Linked DNA regions of Mus musculus: region 2 is linked to region 1. Evidence: chromatin loops called from intact Hi-C (ENCODE). Cell type or tissue: left cerebral cortex. All regions are shown on one strand.

Region 1 (8,000 bases):
TATGTTTGTCTTATGTATGTGTGGCGTATTTGGGAGTTTGTGCCATGTGTACATGGCCTGTGTGCACTTCTGTAGTGTAAATTCTGTTGCATGTTTACTGGTGTGACATGAAGAGTGTGGGTGTTGTGACTCAGTGCGGTGTGTGCTTGAGGGTGTGAATGGGCTCTGAATGATGAACTGAAGCAAAACAATGAAGACCAGAAGAAAGCAAATGAAGCGAAGTTGGGAACAGGGGGAGAAATCTAACGACTCTTAGTATCCTGTTAATTTATACTACGGCTCTGTACAAAAATAAAAAGGTTCTCATAAGATCATCTATTTAAATAAATATTCAATAGAGCACTCTCTTTTCTATAGCTCATCTTTGGGGTTAATATTCAGTCCATGCTTCCCGCGCTGTTCTTGATCCAAGATGGCAATCACTTCATCTGCCTGTATCCGCTCCTGCAAAAAGACAATTGACACATTTCTGGTACAAGTGTAATAACCAGCCCGGGCAGCAGATGCTTCCCCAACATTTCCAGCCAGCCATCTGTGCACAGATTGGTGCAACACCCAGACAGGGATAAGCCTACTTCAGCCAAACCGGTACGCTCTTCACACATCCCCACATTCTATGCAATTACTTTCCGAGATGGCTCTTACAGAAGATGTTTCATCTATTCATTGGCTTCCTACCCTTTCTGTCTCCCAGGCATCATCATCTCTTACTTAGCTCAGTGTCTCTCAGAAAAGAATACTCACCTTTTGCCAGAAAAGCCTGGTCCTGATCTCCCACACTTGATAAGGTTTTTGGCCCTGTCTTTCTGTGTCCTGTGTCTGTCCCTGTCTTTTTAATGGAGAATGAAGGACAGAGTTTCTCAGACATGGTACTACTGACATTTGAGGGAACAAAGACAGAGACAGAGAGAGAGAGAAAGAGAGAGACAGAGACAGAGACAGAGAAACTTTCCTGTATACTGCTAATGTTAACATCCCTGGTCTAGAAGATGTCTCCACATTGTGGGAACTAAAACTGTGTCTGGACATTGTGAAAGGTCCTCTAAATAGCTAAGCGCTACATCTTAAGAGTAACTCATTCAGATTCTTCTCACTGGGTATTCTAGAAGGTTCCAAACAAATTTCCCTCCTTGTTCAGGCTCCTGGTAGACAATCTCCCTTAAGTCTAACTGCAACACTGTTCCACATGGCACTCACCATTCTTCTGTTGGTTCCTGGTTCTGTTTACTTGGTGAGCTTTCAGATTTTTAATATTGTTTTTTCTTCCTCAGTTATATTGTGTGCTGCCCCTCTGTTGCCCACCTTATACTAAAACTTTTGGTTACCTCAAAGTCTCTGAGTATTCATTCTCAAAATAGCTTCCCAGCCCTGGTTTGAAATACACCCCTTCCCCCCGAAGACTCCCAGTATAGTCTGTGTTTTCTTTTACCCCTGTACCAGTGCAGCATAGAGACAGCAGGTCTTCTTAAACTTCCAAGGCAACCTCCCCTTGAAGTTAAACCCTTGTGACCTGTGGTACTCCTCTAATCTAAGTCGACATGTTGGCTAATGTCATCTTTTCCGTGTAGTCATCCCCTACGACTAGGGGAGCTTACAAGGGTGTGAGGAGCGAAGGATGGCCACAATGGCTTCTTAGCAGCTAGAAAAAAGTCCACCAGCCTAATATGAAGTGTGAAACACTGCCCCTGGCTCCTTCTCACCCTTACATTCAACGCTCCTTTTAGAAAACACGCCGTTCTGGCTACTTTGGCCTTCATTCTGTGGGCTGTGTTTTCAGTTTTTTGTTTGTTTGTTTGTTTGTTTGTTTGTTTTCTTGGTGCTAGGGATAGGGTCCAGAAGCTAAGCACATGCAAGGCGTGTGCTGCAACCCTGAGCTGCCTCCCCATCCAGTTTTGTTTCTCAAGTACACTACCCCAAACCTCCGGTCTTCTGCAAGCCATCCTCCCTCTCTTCCAGTGTTCCTTGTAGTTGGCTCACATATCCTGCATTTGTAAATAGTTCGTCTAATATCTACTGTTAAGTCAGTTATGTTATTCTATTTTTATATAGACTATATATAAAATATAGCAATAGGTGTATTGCTGTTGTAATAAATCTGATTATTTACACACCTTTGCTTATTTGCAGTCCTTTATTCTTCTTTTAGGTTGTAAAAAGGAGAGAGAAGGATCTCATTGTCGTGGTCACTGAAATATTTCCAGTGCCCAGAAAACCTACTACCTCTTGTCAAGGGCTCTATTATATGAAAAGAGAAGTATTTATGGGAATGAAGGCCTAGAGTGCATCTCCCCAGGGATGCTCAGCTTATAAATCTTATTGCCTACATTTAATTCCCAAATTAAACCTTCCCTAACTGATTCTTTATGTCCCTAAGTGATCATTTACTGCAGACAATTCTTAAAAAACTTGCCCAGTTGTTTAATAATGTGGGTCCCTGTTATCATCTCTCTGGCTTGACATTAAGTTCCATGAAAGCAGGAATTTTGTCCTGTCCAGTTTCTGTTCCCCTTTGCCAGGTCCTAGTACAGTTTTCAGCATACTAAGTTATAAGAATAACTGTGTTCTGACTTGAAAAGAAAGCTCTTGCCAGGTAGGAGCTGGGAGTTAATAACGATACAGGCAGAGATACTAAATAATGGAAAACTGCATCGTTACATCTGAAAGCATGGGGCTCAGCAAGCTGACACACATGCAAAGCTTTCACATTTGATGACCACAAGAAACTCTCAGTACATGCTTCTCTTAAGAAGGAAGAAACCTATATAACCACCAAACCCAGACACTATTGCATATGCCAGAAAGATTTTGCCGACATGACCCTAATATAGCTATCTCTTGTGAGGCTATTTCAGTGCCTGGCAAATACAGAAGTGGATGCTCACAGTCATATATCGGGTAGAACACAGGGCCCCTAATGAAGGATCTAGAGAAAATACCCAAGTAGCTGAAGGGGTCTGTTACCTGTACCCCCCAGAGCTGTGTCTCTAGCTGCATATGTAGCAGAGGATGGCCTAGTCGGCCATAAATGGGAGGAGAGGCCCTTGGTCTTGGGAAGATCATATGCCCCAGTACAGGGGAATGTCAGGGCCAGCAGGAATTGGTGGGTAGGGGAGCAGGGTGGTGGAGGGTATAGGGGACTTTGAGGATAGCATTTGAAATGTAAATGAAGAAAATATCTAATAAAAAGAAAAAGAAGAGGGAAGAAACCCAAGTGCTGGGACAGATGTCTACAGACCATCTAATATCTTATGTATGTATGTATGTATGTATGTATGTATGTATGTATGTGACTGAATACTCCCTAAAGATTCTCTCTCTCTTCTTTTCTTTCTTTCTTTCTTTCTTTCTTTCTTTCTTTCTTTCTTTCTTTCTTTCTTTCTTTCTTTCTTTCTTTCTTCCTTCCTTCCTTCCTTCCTTCCTTTCTCTTTCTTTCTTCCTTCCTTCCTTCCTTTCTTTCTTTCTTTCTTTCTTTCTTTCTTTCTTTCTTTCTTTCTTTTGATCTCTCTCTCACACACACACTGATACACACACACACACACACACACACACACACACACACACACACACACATAACACATATATATGATTTTTTATTTTTTGAGACAGAGTTTTCTCTTAGTTGCCCTGGCTGTACTACAACTCACTCTGTAGACAAAGCTGGCCTGAAACTCAGAAATCCACCTGCTTCTGCTCCTCAGTGCTGGGAGTAAAGACATGCACAACCATGCACCATACAGTAACTTATATAGAGAATCTGCTACTTTTCTTAGACAGGTTTTCTGAGTTCAGAAATCCTAAGTTGGTGTTTAAACCAGGGATTCACAAATTTTGTTACATTATAGAAGCACCTGGGAAGTTTTAAACTCCTGGTACTCAGAAAGCTCTGGAAATAGTTAGATACACACATCTGAAGGTGGGAATCAGGCATTAGTGTTTTAGGGATCAGACTCTCAGGTGATTCCTGGAAGTTTATCCAGAGTAGAAAGTTTTCAACTAGCAATTCTACGAGGTGCTTGTCAGTTCCTACTCTGACCACTAGATGGCACTAAAGCCTGCACACTGGAGAAGTTTCTTAGTACTTTTCCATGTAGCATAAACACTGGTGTTGAAGTGTCTTGAGTAGGAAGGAGCTGTGAACAAGTTATGTATTAACTTTTTTAATAAAATGCTACAATTTATTGTGATGGAGTGGCGGATATAAAATTAGTACTAAAGTAGGGTGCCGAATTTTCCACAATTTGCTGTCTAGACCTTTGCATAGAGCAATGGTGCTGGCATTTTGTAGATTAAAAACACAGGGAAAGAGAAACTACAGGGGAAGGAGGATGCGACACATCCTAGAAAGTTATCTGGCCTCTGCTAGGTTCTGGCCATTGGTGCCTTTTTTGTCTTTCTTTGTGTCTGAGCTAGTGCAAGCTGTTCTTACAGCCCCGACATAAGATGCTACTGAGGTGCGCGCCTTTCCTGGCTGCCGACCTCCCCTGTACTTTTCTTCTGTTCATCTTCTGTTCAGTTCTGACCTAAAGCCCTACCTAGACGTGAAGAGAAAGTGTTTTGAGGGTGTAGACAAAAATAAAACGTTCTTTTCAAACTCCTGCTGCTGCTGCTGAAACTGGATTTAGTTTAGCTTAGAAATTTAAAGGGAAAACTATGCACATCATTTTAAGGCTAGAATTTCGGGGGCTGGGAGATGACCTTGGTTACGATGCATAGGGTCCTTTCAGAGGCCTTGTTTTCAGTTCCCAACTGCCATGTCTGGTGGCTTACTCCAACTCCAGGGGGATAGGTGTCCTCGTCAGAACTCCACTTACACTCACAGATGTGCACACACAAACATAATTTAAAGAAAGAAAGCATGTTTAGCTCTATTTAGTGCATCCCTTAAATTCCAGCACTGGGGGCAGAGGCAGGAGGATCCCTGTGAGTTCAAAAGTAGCCTTGTCTACATTGTGAGTTTCAGTACAACCAGTTCAACCTAGAGAGATGCTACAATAACAAGAAACAAACCTTTAAAGGTGTAAAACACTTTATCGACATTCAGCTCTTCAGTAGACTCTGAAGTCATCAGTAGACTTCTGTGTCAGCTTCAGATCTACCCTTAGTGACCACCACACTCAGTCTCTTGAGCTATGGTGACGCTCTGATGGATATTTTTAAGCTGATGATATCACTGAGTCAAGAGAAGGACTTGGAAGGTACTCCCTAAAGGAAATGGACTGCTTTCTCCCTGGAGTTTCTATTCTGCCTGCTGGTCTGAACTGCAGGGCTCTTGACAGATTGAAACAGTGAGTGTCCCGGACACTTCAAATATAATGTTATTTTAAAATTCAACTTAATAGTGTAGCAAATACTAATGGTCTTCCAGGTCTCTTTCGTCTTTCCCATGCATGCTGCATGAACTAGTCAGAGTTGTTTGAATGCTTTTTTAACTTTACTCATGACCAGGAGAAAGTCCCTGTCTGTCTGTCCGTGGTCCACTGGTACCATGGTACAATGGTGCCAGTGAGTTCAATAGTCAACATTTGCTGTGACAACGAAGATGCGCTAGTGGATCTATTTCTGCACATGTCTTCACAGTTAGAATTCAACTGGGTACAAAACTTCCTTCCCAGCCCCTCCGCTTTCCCCAAATCTTACTGCAAAAGCCACTACAGACTTAGGGATGATGCAAAGGACTTTACAGAGTAGTCAATCCAGAGAGCCTGGTGTGGACTCACCAGTTCTCGGTAAAGAGGGTCCAGTGTAAACCATAGTGCCACAGCACAGCGCTGGCCTCTGGTGACCGCCTTCACGCCATGAGGGTTCTCGCCGCCAGACGAGAAGCTGATCATTCGGCCACACTTTGGTTTTATAGAGGCCTGAGAACAAAATGACAATTAGACTTCCAGTTCCTTACCACGTGACCTTCTATCATTCCTTCGGTGTGATTACTCCCCTCAGCTAAAATTTGAAGCAAGGAACAATGGGGGTCCTCATAATGGAATACTGAAAACAAAAATCGATTCTCATTTTTTTTACCTGTAAAATATATAAAGTTTCAAAATAACATTTCCCTTATATAATAAGAACACTTAGGTGACCTGGGTGGCAGGTCCCATACACACAGGAATCACGTGGCATGTGCTCTGGTGACAGCCTGCCCTCTCAAGAACACAAACCGTCCACTTTACTGCACTACATCAGCTCTTCATTCTATCGATCCATTGATGTTTAATGTGAGTGTGCATCCTGGTCCCTGTAAAACTGGAAGGGAACCAGGACATGAGGGGTACCAGAGAAGTTTTACTGGTGGCCCCAGTGGCAGTTACATGGTTGCACACCCTTGGCAGTTTTCCAGCCAAACACCTATGGTTTATGTAGCTGTCACTGTACGAAGCTTTGAATTCACTTCCTTTACATTATGCTTGTCCATGGGTCATACAGGTATCACGTGGTTGCCTCCAGTGGTGAGAACACACCACCCCTCGAGCTGACCCACTCACGGTTCCAGAGGTCTGAAATGACTGAAACAACAATTCAAAGCTTGCCCGATGCCCAGCTGTCTGCTGACTATCAGCAGGGCAGTCAGTGCATTCAGGGAACTGCTGAGGGCACCGAGCTGAGAATCTTAAGTCTGAGCAAGCGTACGCCACTGAGTATTGGAGGCTGTGGTCCTATGTCTTAAAAGGTGTGTAATAGGATTACATGTCATTTTGCATCCTTTAGGGGATAATGAGAGCTTACTCATTCCACTGAGGTTGTTTAAGAGCAAACAGCACAGCAGCAGCCATTGTGTGTGTGGGAAGACAGGGGCATTCTTCAGCTATGGGACTATGTCTTTCTAACCCTCTCAGGAACAGATCTGAATTTTTCCTAAAACCCTTCAGTGCGATGTAAGATTAACTCTTGTCCTAGGTCTGAGTGCGAGAAGGCAGAAGTAGGCAAAATCAAAATTAAGAATCCCAGTGTGCGAGTGTGTCTGTGTGTGTGTGTGTGTGTATGTATTTGGTTGTATGTGTGTAGGTCATAAACACATGTACTAGTGTCCATGAAGTCCAGAAGAAGGTGTGAGTCCTTAGAATGTGGAGTCTGAAGCAGTTGTCAGCCACCTAATGTAGGTGCTGGGAACAAAACAATCCTTCCGTATCCAATGAGGGGTGGGGGAGAAAGGACCCTGCCCACTTCTCCTGAGATTGGATTATGTTTGTTAAGGGAAAGCAGATACATGAGAATTCCTCATCTTTAAGAACTCCTACCTTAAAACTCTGCTAAATGAATGAACATGATTGAGCTAGTGAGCTTTTCCGGTTTTCCACTTTTTTTTTTTTTTTTTTCATTTACTTTTTGGAGGGAAGTAGATTCTGTGTTTTTTTGTAGGTGCCGCAGTTATTAGAAGTGTAGAACTGTTCAAGTGACACATCTCCCACCCCTTCCTGCTTTCACACAAAAGCAGCAGGTTGGTATTTAACATACACTCAGCAAAGACAGAGCCAGCCCCTGTACCATCAACCAGGGGCACTTCCAAATATGGCCACTAGATGGAGTAGAAGCAAAGGAATCCTCAACCAGCAGTCTGATTTTTCTTTCGAGTGATTTAAAATAGGAACCTTTTTCTTCTTCAGTTTCCATGTTTTCAAAGTTTGGAAATAAGACGTTTTGTTCACAAAGCTCCTTCACAAGTGAGAATCCTTTTCAGGGATTTAAACTCCAGCCCAGATCATCAATCCTGGTTTATATCCTCAGAGTCTGAAGCCTCAAACTACTTACTGACTTACTTTTTAAACAGTGAATCAGCACGTCTGTTTGAACATACATTGTTGTGTTCAAATGCAGGAAATATTTAAAATTATACCTGTGTTTCTGGGAACTATTTCAACAACCCGCAATAGGAATCTTCTTTAAGTCAGTGTGTAGCCTGAGATATCACCCACTTTAAACCACCATAGTGTTCCATGAATATTTCACCACTGAAGAAAATGGGTAAGCTAAAATTGAATGCACAAAACATGGAGAGAGTCTGA
Region 2 (8,000 bases), 410 kb after region 1:
CTCTCCCTGGACAGGACAAACTGGGACAAGAACTCCACACGTTTTCATTTCAGACTTTGGCTCTTGTTTAACTTTTGTTCCACTCTGCACACCCATGGCGTTTCTGGATGTTGTCTATTTAGCAGCAGAAAGGAGTCTGGAGAAGCCTGAGTGGTTACCCACCTCTCCGCCTGTGCTGCACAGATACCCCGTCAGGGATTTTGCTCCCCCGCTGAGCTTGACATCATGGCAAGAGTGCTGGGAAACCTCACAACCACCAATACTCATTAAGCACACCTACACACATGTGAATTCATGCAGAGCAAGTTCAACAGGCTGGGGTAGCTTATACACAAATTACAGCAGTTCAGGGCTAGATGAGACTTAAAGAGAGTCTAGCATAACCTCCCATTTGTCTGCTGCTCGAATCTTCACAACTGCAATCCACAAAAATGCTTACATCTCTGCCTTCACACCTCCCAACACGCAGCCTCCTAGGAAAGCCCTGTCTTTGGACCGTGCTGGTTATTAAAGTGAAGCAAGAAGAAGCAATTAGCTAAGTACATGGAACAGGCAGCTGGCTTTCCACAATGCTGGGAATGGAATCAAAACCAAGAGAGATGTGTGAATTAGACAAAGAAATGTCTACCATAACTGTATTTACTCCTGTACTTTGTATGCCCAAATTTCAGCTGCAAGGATCGTCACTCTAAATGATCACAAGCAGGGGCTTGGCAATGTTCTGGGCTATTATGGGCTATAATTCACAGTGTAGCTATTGTTTTTCCAGGAAGTTATTGTTATATTTCTATAAACTGTTCGGCAAAAGCTCTGTACAGTATGGCCTCTTTATGCTATTTCCAGTGGTTCTCGTGGGACGTGATAATACTGCACTCACTGTACATATTGTGTAAAGGTCATGTGCCTTTCACAACTGATACCAGATATGACAGAAGTAGCCCTTGAGGTCTGGTTACAAAACACTGAAACTCTTCTATCTTATACTTTGGTGAAGTGGGCTCTGGGGCAAAGTTCACGAGTACAATATTAGGAAACCCATAGCTGTGCCTCTTACCTCAAAGCATCTTGTGAGAGGTAAACTTCATGAGACACACACACATACACACACAGATAAGCCTTTTCATCTCTAGGCGTCATGGTACTATACCAAAACCAGCCAGTGAATCACCAACCAGATCTCTACATCAGGTAGGCGTGAACACCATGGCTCAGGTGGAGAAACAGAGACAAGTTTTCTGGGCCTGGTCCAAAGGCACCTACTGAATCACTGCTCAGCTGGGAGAGAAGTGTGAGTCAAGGCTCACGCTTCTGGGAATTGGTTTGTGGAGAGGCTGCTGGGCTCCATCTTGAATAAACTGTAGCTTTAACCAGAACAGAAGATGGAAGCTGTTTTCCGCTAAAACAAATCAACAAACAAGCCACTTCTAAACACTCCTTGTGATGGAAGGATAGTCAATGTGTTTATCACCGTTTTAGGAAATATAATAAGTATATTTAAAAGGAATAAATTACAATCAACCATTTAATGAATTATTCTGGGTAGGAGCGATCTGAATATTTGCTGCATGGACCATCATTCTATCCAGGCATTTGGGAAACTTAGACCTGATAAAATAAAGAATTTGGATTAGAGGAATAAAATTGATAGGAAGCCCTCTCTGGACTTGCTGTAGCAGATCTCACCTGCCAGGTCTACAATATGGTTCTGAAAATGCCTGGCACCATTTTCTTTCCACTGGACTAGTTCCCAATCGTCAACAGTCTGAGTGTATCCGGGGAGGGTAATAAATAGGACATGCTTTCCAAATGTATAGATTACTTTTAATAGAGGAGTCCAGATGTGGAGACAAAACCATGCCAGCTGAGTACATTCTACAGGTTCTCACAGTGTCAAGCTGATTTGTGGCAGGTCTCATAACTGTAAAGTGAAGTGCTTTTGTTGGGAAGGAGGAAGAGCTCCACTCTCATAGGTCAGGGACAATGCCAGCACTGTTCACAGCAGCATTCCCAGGGGACTGTGGAGTAGCTTTGTTTAGGCAAAGGCTAAGGGAACTCTTCCTCCTGTGAGGTAAAGGGCAGGACAACCAATGTGATTTCTCCAGGAAGAGAACATGCCCTGTAGGAATTGAATGGCTTTCTGACAAAGCCCTGAAAAAAGTTTTAGCTAAAAGTGAAGGCGAATACATCTTATCACCCGTCTCCCCAGAATCAGTAGAGATACTCCTGTCTATGCATGCCTTTCTCACTTTACATATAGGACCAATGCATCAATACATAGAGATTCCATTGCGGAAGGAAAAACATGGGAATAGCCTTTCTTTTTCCTCACAGACTTCTTCCCACATGGTGACCTCAACCAGGCTGCCTCCTTCTGTGCCTTCGCTCTTGCTGCCATGCTGCTGAGTTTATTCAGAAGAGCTCTCTTCAGTGACCCACTCCCCAGATGCCACCAGTCCTTCTTATTCTAAACTTGTACCGCACAAGTTGACTCTCCTGCAAATCCTAGTCCATCCTTTGGGGGCGGGGGGGGGGGGATCTCAAGAGGTTCTTCAAGGTAGAAAACCAAAAGACCCAAAGAGTAAACCTTAGCTGTGCGTTGGAAATGCCATGAGACAACTCAGAAAGTTTCTTATTTGATATTTCAGAATCATCTAGTTAACGCTTGTAAACCTACCCAAAGTGTGCCGTTTTCTTGTTCAAACCCTATTAGAATGAATGTGCAGAAGAGGCCCAAGAACCTAAGTTCCACAGTGGTCTTCATTCTCCCAATCTCCACCCACCTTGATTAGAATTTGAGACAAAAAAAAAATCACACCTAAAAGGGCAGAAGGTGCCAAGTAGAGAGTTAGAGGCAAATCTAGGGCTTTAACCTAGGGCTTGGGTTCTTTCTGCTTTATCAGGACAGAGCACATGCTGAAAAGCCTTGACCAATTTCGAGGGTAGCCTCTGGGCTGAATGAAGCTACTACAGAGGACAAGGGCTCCAAGGCTGGGGAGTGGGGGTAGAGAGGGTGGGGGAGAGTCCAAGGATAGGGAGTGGGGAGTTGGAGGATGAGGGTGCACTCACTGTTCAGATTCAGCAAGGAGTCGAAGACTTTGCACTGTATCTGCCCGGTGCTTTGCGAAACGCAGGACATCCACAGTCCCTCGTAGATGGCCTGAGCGGTCACGATGTTGTCCCCAGCATAGGAGTAAATCTTCCACTGGGGCAGGGCAGTGCTGACGATGGAGCCGATCCATCCCAGAGAAGCCAGGATGAAACCCAGCAGCTGCAGCCCCGCGTTGGCCATGGCTCTTTCCGAGGCTCCCGCGGGCTCAGTGGCAGATGCAGAAAGTGGAGTTTGCAAGGTGCGCACCTGAGCTCCCGAAGGTGATGGGGTCTCTGCAAACAAGTTAGTGCCTATACCCTTGCTCTCTGTGCAGCTGCGGGGCGAGGCTCCTGGCTTCTGGTCCGGGTAGGCGGTGGTGGAGTCTGGAAGTGAGAAGTGGCAGAGTTCTCTGAGACGCTGAACCGCCCGGCGCTGTGATTTAAAGCAGCTCCGCCCCTCCCGGCATGCAGCGCCCCCTGGTGGTTTCGTGGCCGAATCCCCACAAAGGTCCTCGCAGGCCAGCTCCGTGGTGGATGATGATGCCCCGTGGGCTACCTGGGGACCATCTGAAGAGAATCAGGCATCCCTAACCTCTTCCCTTCGTGTCTCTCCTAGCACTTGATAGGCATTTTCTTCATTTCACTCCGTAATTAACTAATAATAAAAGTTACCTCATCTGTGTAAATGCAAAAACAACACATAAAGATGGAAAAACTGGGGGGAACTAGAAACCTATTTTCATTTTTTAGTATATTCCCAGTATTTTATTCAGGAAATGTGTCTAACTCGATATTTCTATATTCCCTTCACCCTTGGGCACCTCTTGTCTGATAGTTCCTTCTCTTTTAGGGGCCCTCTGCTCCCTTCTGTTCCTTAAGGTCATTCCATTAGATTTCTCCCATTTCTCCCATGGGTCTCAGAGATGTTGAAACTTTATAGATTAGAGAAGAGCTAACCGGAGAGTGCCTCAGGGCAGGTTTCTAGTACACTCTTAGATCTGTGTGCTTTCCACTGCATATATATATATATTGTCTTTTGGGTTTTTATTTTCCTTTTGAAAATGCAGTCCACTATCTGACACACCCAATGCATGCATGCACGGGCACAAACACACAGACACACATATACACACATACACATACACATACACATACACATACACATACACATACACTTTTTCCTTAAAGCAATTTGCTTAGCATAGTAACTCCTTATCTGAGATGCCTGACCAGCAAAGACTTATCAGATGGAATTCAGCAAGTTCCTCCACATTCTCTTCCAGGAGAAAGAGAGACACTTGGATGCATCCTAGTAGAACTTAGTCTCTGGCTTTGGAGCTGGCAGTAATCTCCCCAGGCTTTGACCTAGGCTGCCTCTTGCTGTCCTCTCTGGGTCTGTACAGCTTCCTTGCTTGTTGCTACACAGAAGCCCACATTGTGGTTGAGAATAATTAAAATGTTTTCTCAGCTGTTATTTTGTCTGTGGTGTGAGTACGGTGGAAAGAGAGGCTTCTATGGATTTAGTAAAAACAGGAGAATTGAGGGCAGAAATAAACACATGAGTGAAAACAAGGGATGCTTCCATGCATGCTAAGGAAAGTACAAGCTTGCCACAAGAAAGTTATGTGAAAAACAAAATAGAACGACAAACAAAGCCTTACTGCCCTCACTCCCATGCTCACTGTTCTCAGACCAGCTTTGTCAATGCTTAAGGATAAAGACTCAGATCTGCTGTAGTCAGGGACTTAGGGAGTAGTGATGACAACAGAACTCAGACAGGAGATAGCAAGATTTGAACAAGTATTCATTGTCCTGCTCCTGCTCCCAGCTGTTTTCCAAACATAAAAGATCTCTAAATAAGATCTGTAGGTAGGCCAGGCCCTGGCTGACTTGTGCCCTCACGCCCTCAGCCTGCAGGCAGTACTACTCTGTGAGTTCAGAGGAATATTCCCCTGGTATCTAGTGTCTGTTCAGGCAGATGAAATGTCAATCATGCTTAGAACACAGAATTCCCTCAAGACGTGCACTATGTGAGATCATATGATCGTATCCATTTCTGCTGCAGTTTTTCAGCGCCCCTTTCAAAAAATAAGATTTGAATTCATCTATGTAGTTGTGCCTGAGGACCCATTTCTACGAAGCCGCAGTTGGCAGGGGATTAGAGGCATGGCTTCTGATTTGTTTTGTTTTGTTTTGAATCCAGATCTGTGCAAGGCTGACTATTTTGCTTCCCACAACTGTGTTTGGGCGGCTGCGGTGAGCTTTCCCACTCTGCTGCTCTGTGCTCACCTCGACATCCTAATCCCGTCTAGTTTTCTGTCCCTAGCCTCAGAGGAGCAACAGATGAGATAATAGTTCAGTCTAAATCCATTAATTTGAGAAGAAAAACAACCCACAAACATCAGCTTTTCATATCTAAAGCATAAGTAATAAAGGCAATAACATGAGCCAGAAGGTTCTAGAAAAGGCTGCCAGTGGTGCGGTCAAAGTCCTAGTGCAGTCTAAGAAAGTAAATCTGCCATGTGACTGCATGTAGATTCTTCCCTTTTTCTGCCTCAGTTTTGCAATCAATAAAAGTAGGGATTGACTTCTCAGTCATCACCTGCCTACAGAGGACACTTGTGAGCAGTACAACCTTGTCAGGGGCTAAGCTCAGTCTCTTCAGTGTTCCCATATTTCTATGTGAGGGAATAAGGTAAGAGGTCACTTTGCTTACCTAAGGGTCACATTTGGTAACATACAGTGTTGACACCCCCCATGGCAACTCTGCTCTAGAGTCCTGGTCTTGAACCTGACCTCTATAATATTTCTCTAGAAGCCCCAAGCACACTGAGCACGGGTAGATTTTTTTTCTCTACCTCCTATTTTGTTTGTCTTGGTCCAGGCAGTGAGAGATATACTGCATCATGATAGTCCCTTCCTAGTCTCTGTTGCTCCCCAACGGAGGCTCTTTCTGGAATGTCATGAGTCTCAGCTTGGAGAATTGGTGGTGGTGCTGGTGGGGGAGCGGTGTATAAGCTAACATCAAAGAGTCCTATGGCTACTGCACATACTTACATGATTGATGCTTGGACTCAGTGAGCCTGAGGACCAGCAGAAAACACACATACAGACACACACACACACACACAGAGACACATACCACACACAGACACATATACCACATACACATAGACACACACATAGACAGACAGACAGACAAACACACATACAGACACACACACACACACACAGAGACACATACCACACACAGACACATATACCACATACACATAGACACACTCAGACACAGACACACACATAGACAGACAGACAGACAAACACACACACAGACACACACAGATACAGACAGATACACATACCACATACACTCTGGTGCACACAGACAGACACATACACACACACACACGTAGTCTGGCACACACATGTAGACACACACACACACATAGACAGACACACACTGACAGACGCACACACACATACAGACACACAGAAGCAAGAGACCAATGATGCAGAAGAGAATGTTGACAAAGGAAGGCAAGGGGCACTGTGATGTTCTCTGGTTGCTGAAAGGACAAACGCTTTGGGATGCAAACCTTTAACTTAGGGATGGCCTCTGTTCAGGCTTATGACTCCCTTTAAAATGATTTGGGAAGGAAATACAGAACAGATAGACACACCACCGAACAATCTGCTGTGTCAGGGAGCAGATATTCAAATGTGAAAATATAGCATGAATTCTAGTGTTAGGATATGAAGGTTCCCAATTCTACAAACCATTGTTCCACACCTAAAGATATCTTAAAACATCCTTTGAAACTGCTAATCGCTTTTGAGATGGTAGTGAAGGGTTGTAGCTAAAAAGCATCAGCCGTTTGGGATATTGTTACTTGTGTATATAGAATTACAAGGTTGATCATATGGTATTGAATACCCAACTGGAGCATTCCCGGCAATTCTATGAGATGTAATCTCACACCCAGCAGATACCCCAATCCCCTGGCTCTTACAGTCTTTCTGCCACATCATTTGTGATGTTCCCTGAGTCTTAGGTTCAGAAGTTATTTTGTAGATGAAACAGTTGGGGCTGTCCACCACACAGCAGTTCATCTCTAACTTCTGATCAGCTGTAGTTTTTCAGTAATTGTTATCTTTATACATTAAGGACTAAAAGTGTCTCTGTGTGTGGTGTGTGTTTGTGTGTGTGTGTTTTACAACAATAAAAAAGAGGCTAGAAGTTATGAATTTGAGAGAAAACAAGGGAGAGGAGGTATATGAAAGAGAGCTGGGGAGGAAAGGAACAGTGAGGTAATTATATTTGAATTTCAAAAAATGTTTTTAAAGCACCAACTTTGTGAACCCTGGTACACTTACTTGTAGAGGAACTTGAGAAATTAACATAACACTCTTGTCCTCTTTTAAATGAATCCAAGTCTAAGGTTGAAATGGGTATTGAAAAGGCTAACCCATGTTAATTGCCTAGTGTATGATAAACTAATAGAAAATGGCAGTTCTTATTACTTACAAAGATCAGACTCACTACACTGTCTCTCCCTGTCATTTGCAAATGATCCTCATGGTTGTTCAGAAAAACCCTTTCCTGCCTTGAGTCTGTTAAAATCCCACTTAATGGCACAGTCTTTTTTATGGCAAAGTATGTAGGTCTGAGGCCTGTGGGATGGCTCAGCATAAGGGTGTTTGTTGTCAAGTCTAATGGCCTGAGCTTAACTCCCTAGACCCACAGGATAGAAGAAAACTGCTTCAACCAATTTTCCTCTGATCTCCATGTGCTGACCATGGCACAAATGCACCTACACAAATATACATGTTACACACTAGATAGGTGTGAGATTGATAGATAGCAGATAGATAGATAGATAAATAGATAGATAGATAGATAGATAGATAGATAG

Evidence for each region. A loop is a pair of places that touch in the nucleus more often than their neighbours do. Peaks named below come from ENCODE experiments on the same cell type or tissue, not always from the same donor. Only the 100,000 strongest peaks of a DNase experiment are listed, where the experiment ranks them.
Region 2: it touches region 1 in a loop (4-fold over the local background); 12 of 42 quality-filtered maps call a loop at or near these places.

Annotation. Positions count from the first base shown.
Region 1 is chr16:25,960,007-25,968,006 of GRCm38, forward strand. It overlaps P3h2 (prolyl 3-hydroxylase 2), which reads right to left. Exons shown (of 15, transcript NM_173379.3): 14 at 5,718-5,858; 15 at 1-444. The coding sequence ends at 352. Among named protein-coding and RNA genes, the nearest start is that of P3h2, 140 kb to the right of the region's middle. In left cerebral cortex, CTCF peaks have their summits at 4,035 (motif pointing right) and 7,505 (motif pointing right); DNase peaks (open chromatin) are centred at 535, 4,038, 4,410 and 7,515.
Region 2 is chr16:26,368,338-26,376,337 of GRCm38, forward strand. Cldn1 (claudin 1) reads right to left here and starts at 3,502. Exons shown (of 4, transcript NM_016674.4): 1 at 3,067-3,502. The coding sequence starts at 3,289. In left cerebral cortex, a CTCF peak has its summit at 3,566 (motif pointing left); DNase peaks (open chromatin) are centred at 491, 1,221 and 3,523; H3K4me3 peaks cover 753 bases.